Linked DNA regions of Mus musculus: region 2 is linked to region 1. The links are chromatin loops, found by intact Hi-C in ENCODE. Cell type or tissue: left cerebral cortex. All regions are shown on one strand. Links, peaks and the distances in the headings refer to the core of each region. The heading gives the core; the rest is flanking DNA. Region 1 overlaps Ccnyl1 (cyclin Y-like 1). Region 2 overlaps 4933402D24Rik (RIKEN cDNA 4933402D24 gene).

Region 1 (2,924 bases), core at 280-2,779:
CCCTCTGCTAGAGCACCCGAGCCATGCCTGGTCGTTTCAGTCGTTTGATTGTCATGTTAAGACAAAGTTTAAGACATTGGGGTCAATTAGATACTGATTTTTAAGGGACTAAGTGTAAAATTTCAGTTTCCATTTTATCTTAGACTGCATGGTGGAAAGGAGAGCCAGTTAGCAAACAAGAAATCCCAGGGAAAATGTGCCTCTGTCAGGTGCATTTATGTTGTGAAAGCACTGATGAACGTGATAGATGTGTCCAGGTTGATCAGTTATAGGCCTAAAACAATGCTTACTGTTTCAGAAACTACTCTGAGTAGTTTGTCCTCTCCTGGCACCATAGTACAGGAGCAGCCCCGTGCATAGGTTACAGTCGGAGGTGAGTTCTCCTGCGACAGTGACAGGAGAAGAGCGCAGGGTTGGAGCTTCCCAGGGAACCCGATTCCTTGGTTTCTAACTATTGATTTTTTTATTTAACATAGTTTGGGAAATGTTTGATTTTAGAGTGCTAATGCTTTTAATCCCTAATTTTACTCCTCAGTCTAAAACTCATAATGAGCTTATAATTCTAATTTTGTTTCTAATATCCTAGCTTTAGAAAAAACTGGCCAATTATCAGTAATTTCTTCATTTAAAATCTGCAAGTTCTCATGTGTTGTAGTTTATCTTTCCTTTCACACTTAAAACAACAGTTGAGATTAAATTGTGTTTCAGCAAAAACTGAGCCCCACCTCTGCGGGTCTTGAGTTAATCATCTGTTCAATAATTCCTGGGTGTGGGTTTTTAGGAAAGCCTCAATCTGTGAGACTAAAAAGATAACGGAAGTTTCATTAGAGTCCTCAGATCATTTTGAACTCAAATAATTCTGATGTTCCTATATGCAATTTGTATATTTTTAAAGAGTAACTTTGGTCACACCAATAGTTTTCATCCCCTTCTCCCAATTCCAATGTAGTCTAACTTTTAGGAATCTACTTTTGAAAGTACAGTTTTTAATTTGTTTTCTTTAATTATATTTTAAAAGTCAGTAAATTTACTTGGTGAAGTAAACATTTACCAAAAAGATTAAAGCAAATTTTGAAAAATGTTTATCATAGGCAACAACGCATGATTTTCGAGGAAATTAAAAAACTGTTTTAGCCGGGCAGTGATGGCGCATGCCTTTAATCTCAGAACTTGGGAGGCAGAAGCAGGCGGATTTCTGAGTTTGAGGCCAGCCTGGTCTACAGAGTGAGTTCCAGGTCAGCCAGGGCTACACAGAAACCCTGTATCAAAAAACAAAACAAAACAAACAAAAACAATAACAAAAAAAACTGTTTTGACTCATACAACTTTTTTCAGTATACATGCCTGCATGTGAACATGGTGGCTCATATCTGCATTCCCAGCAATTGGGAGGCTGAGGTGGCAAGATCCAGGAGTTTCAAATCATCCTCAGCTACATAGCAAGTTAGGGGCCAACCTCAGCTACATGAGACTTTGTTTCTAAGACAAGAGAAATATGGCCTGGAGAGATGCCTCGTTGGTTAAGAGCATTGTCTGCTTAAAACCATCTATACTGGGATCTGATGCCCTCTTCTGGCATGCAGGTGTACCTGCAGATAGAATTCTCATACATAAAATAAATGAAAAAACCCGTGTCTGTGAGCACATGCATTTTTTCAGTTTTGCCTTCCTTTCAATTCATAGATAAGTTCAGATGACTTTAAGAAAGGAGATGGGAGTGAGGCATTAATGCCATTGGCAGAAAGTGGCTGAGCAAGTCCTTTGATCTTCCTTAACCCCTTCCCAGCCTTTTCAGCACAGTGGAGTCACCCTGGGAACTTGTTACCTTAGACTTAAACCAATGCCAGTTTATCAGAATGCCTTGAGCTAATCTTATATCAGGGTGACTTTGGTGTGAGGCAAAGTTTAGGAGCCACTGCTTAATGAAAATAAAGAACTGTGCCTGCCCACCTGGTGTGGGACCTTAGATTCATGAGTTTTAAACATTGGTCCCCTCCCTTTTCTATAAAAGTGGTTGTTGGGTGAACTGTTGTGTAAGTCTTAGTGTCCTTTTCAGAACCAATTTTTTTTGTGTGTGATTTTAAAAATCAGTCTGAGGGTAAAACTGAAGCACTGTAGAAGTATCCATCTTTTATGCCAATAATGTTACAAAGTTCAAATTTTTAAATTTATATCCAACTACTTCTAAAATTCAGATTTGCCTTCCCTCAAACATTTTCACTTTACATTTTAGATGGTATGGGCAGATGGCAAATAGAACCCTTTGTTCCCTAGTTTACATCATCTGTGGCAAACTTAGGAGTAAAGTAATATAGTGTCTAAAGGGTCGTGTCTACTTACTAATATTTCACTTAAACTAATTCGGAATACCTGCCATTAATACTATACCTTGTGCTATACTGAAAGCACTACTTACTTCAGGGTAGCTAGTCTTATCAGCAGATTTGTGGGCACTCATTCATATTTACTAAGTTTGCTACTAATAATCATACAGAAGTGATTTTAAATGCTTTTATTCAATATGCAGAACTTTTCATTACTTACTTTAGGGAGCTAATGGTCTGTGGTGTTAAATGGATATCATCTGCAATCTGAGACCTAATCCGAAATTCCTACTGTTTAAAGTTTAAACATATGTACAAATACTGCAACTTGCACAGAACAAAAGATTCTATAGGTAGAAGGGCAAATGATAGGAGGGATAGATAAGCATTTTTACATGGCCATAGTCAACAGAAATCATATGTCTTCTAAAATCATGTTGTCTAGTTGTGTAAGAAATCAGAGCACTGTAAGTAGAATGGTACTGTTCTAACTGCAGGACATCAGGGCTTCCCGGGAAGTCAGCCCTGCTTGAAAATGAGAAAACAAATTGCTTCAAATATTTTTTTTCCTTTCACAGTGTGACCTTAGCAATATATTAC
Region 2 (2,924 bases), core at 245-2,744, 950 kb before region 1:
AACCAAATAACCCTATTAAAATTGGGGTCCAGAGCTAAACAGCTCTCAACTGAGCAATCTCAAATGGCTAAGAAGCACCTAAGAAATGTTCAGCATGCTTAGCCATCAGGGAAATGCAAATCAAAATGATCCGGAGATTCCACCTCACACCCTCATTTAATTTTTATCTGTACTTTTTTTTTTTCAGTACTGCATACTGACTTAGGACTTTATGCTTCATGCCACATGAGTGTTCTACTACGGAGCCATGCTCCCAACCCCTATAAATTAAATACTCTCAAAAGAAGACTCACAGGAAACTTTCCCTTTTCCTTTTGATGTGTCGGAATTTCTAAAGTACAGTAATAGATATTCTCTTGTATGTAAACAGTGTATTTGGGCTATACCTTCATCTGTGGATGGATGCTTAGGTTTTGTTTACATACTATATCCTTGTGTGTGCTCCAACCCCAGAGATTTGCTGTCTGGAAGGACAAACTTTTTCATTGTTTAATTTCTCATTTCTAGAAGCTCTCCTAATCCAAAGATTATTTATCCTTTATCATCCTCCTTTCCTAAGGAACTTTGTTGTTTAGTTTTCAATGAAGTGTATATTACCAAAGCACAGTTTATGTAACCAAGTCTGCTCACCATCAATTTCCTTTTTAGAAATAGCAGAAAGCCATGTCGGGCCAAGGTCAATGATGAACCGAGTGAATAATTAAGTTAAATAACTTAATGGTCATTTATTAGGTGCCAATGATGTGCCAGGTTCTGTACTAGCATTTTACAGTGTGATCTCATTTATCTTGCTGCATTTATTTGGTGGTTACTGATAATTTTTATATTAATTCCATAGATTAGGAACATTGATAAGGGATTTAAGTAGTTTTCTTAAGAGATAACATTTAGGGGGAAAGGATAGCCAAGTTCTGACTTCCTCTCCCAACCTTAAGTTCACAGCACTATACCAGTATTTCCCAAGCCATCCTACTGATTACGATCACAGACCTGCAAGATGATCATGCACAGCATCATGGAATAGCATCATATTTTCAATTAACCTGCAACTTGCTGCTCAAGTAATGAAGTGTTGTTTTACAGCTCACAGACAGCTCCTACAGCAGTGCCCTCAACCTAGATGTATGTTTTGAGTATTTGCTATTAGAATGGCACAACAGGCTTTAGAGTGATCTGTTTGAATGATAATAACTCACCTAAGTGAGCTGCCCACTGCTATGAAGACTCAACTGATAGTAGCATATCAACAAATCATTTTATAGTGAAGACTAAGTCTTCCATGACTTGAAGTCTGGGGAAGTCTCTCTACTTTCCATAACCTTAAATTTCTTCTGTAAAATTGGGATGCTAAAAGCCAATCTGAAAGACCAGTATGCATATTATAAGTACATTTCTATGCCATGCCCTACAGTTGATGCTAAGCATCCGGTGCTCCTTATAATAGGAAGGCAAATTCCCTGTGGCTCAGTTATGGATATGACCCACAGCTCTCAGCAGTGATCACTGAGCAGTAAGCTAATTGCCCACAATTTCCAGCTGAACTTAGGCTGAAGTCTGAGAAGCATGTGCAGAGGAGCTCCTCTGGCTTTCTCATAGGGCAAGAGTCAGGAGGACAGAAGTACTTTACAAGGAGCTGGAGACAGAAAAGACAAGAAATGAATGGCAGTGTCCCCTAGGTGGTGCTGAATCATCGTGAAAAGAAAATTGGGGCACCTGGTATTTTCAGGGGTGACTTTCTTCTGGTTAGAATTTCAAATAAGAGCAGGACAGCTCCCTGGAATGTCTGGGAAAAAATGACCAGGCAGAAAGAGTCTTTTCAGTAGGACTGGCTATACAATACCCTGGGTCTGCCAGGCCTCTTAGGGCCTTGGGTTTGCTTGTGTTGGAAACAGGAAGCAGGGTCAGGCCAGCTTTTGTTCACTCACTGAGAGTGGCTGGAGCTGTGGCTGATTTCATAGATGAAAACCCATTTATAAGCAACACCGAGGGGAGGGTTCGGCTTGGGCTGTTAACATCACTCTGCTCAGTGAACAGGGCTGAGAGGAAGTGAGACCTCTGCCTGCCCCCAGAACACACATCAATGGCTGCTAGTGAATTTAGCAGGAATTGCCCATTATTATTTAGTGCATAAACACCAAATGGTGTATGTTTCTTTGCTCTGCCCACTTCTTTCTGAACTTGATTGCTGGCCACCTTGTTTTCCTTCGACACAGAAGTAATAGCATCTGATGAAGGCTGTCTAACAACTTACATCTTTGTGACTGTCAGATCCTGGGAGAGGAAACTGAGGTGCTCTGGGGTTGGGTCAGGGCCAGAGATGCTGTTCTTGAGATCTTGGGTCTGGGTCTCTTCTTGAGATCTGGGGTCTGGGTCTCGTCTAGAGGCCATGCACAGAGTTCCTGAGGCTGCACTTCTGGGGTTCATTTCCATTTTGGCAAAATGTGAGTTTGGTTTCCAAGGGAGACTGCTCACATGTATTAAAACGTCTCCACTGCTGAAGTTGCTTTGTGTCGTCCACTAAAGCCTTCTGCCATCAATCCCCATCTTCCAACACGTTTTTCCAGCGTTGTGTCTTTGGGAGGTAACCATAGCAACTAAGCTTATTCAAAAATGACAGAACCTAGGCATCGAAGGGGGAAGTAACCCTGTTGTATTTTACACTGGGAATTTACAGGGCACTAATGAATCTAATCATTGTATATGTTGGATACCGCTGTCTCTGTAGTAGGCACTGCACTACATTAAGAGATTTGATTCTCACAACGACCCTATGATGTAGTCATCGTTATCGGCTTCAGTGGGTGGGTGGGGGGGAATTCTGGGACAGATTTTGATGGTTGCACAGCTATTTTGATTCTCCTATTTGGACTATTGCCCGCAGGAAACTGGGGCATAATCTTCCAGTGTCTGATCTGCATGTGGTA

Evidence for each region. Hi-C counts contacts between places; a loop is a spot of excess contacts. Peaks named below come from ENCODE experiments on the same cell type or tissue, not always from the same donor. Only the 100,000 strongest peaks of a DNase experiment are listed, where the experiment ranks them.
Region 2: it touches region 1 in a loop (2.2-fold over the local background); 3 of 42 quality-filtered maps call a loop at or near these places.

Annotation. Positions count from the first base shown.
Region 1 is chr1:64,708,516-64,711,439 of GRCm38, forward strand. It overlaps Ccnyl1 (cyclin Y-like 1), which reads left to right. Exons shown (of 10, transcript NM_001097644.1): 5 at 2,903-2,924. Among named protein-coding and RNA genes, the nearest start is that of Ccnyl1, 19 kb to the left of the region's middle. In left cerebral cortex, for the core only: a CTCF peak has its summit at 1,579 (motif pointing left); a DNase peak (open chromatin) is centred at 1,551.
Region 2 is chr1:63,761,634-63,764,557 of GRCm38, forward strand. The region is part of intron 2 of 4933402D24Rik (RIKEN cDNA 4933402D24 gene); the gene reads right to left. Among named protein-coding and RNA genes, the nearest start is that of 4933402D24Rik, 6.2 kb to the right of the region's middle. In left cerebral cortex, for the core only: a CTCF peak has its summit at 1,680; DNase peaks (open chromatin) are centred at 1,741 and 2,434; H3K27ac peaks cover 969 bases.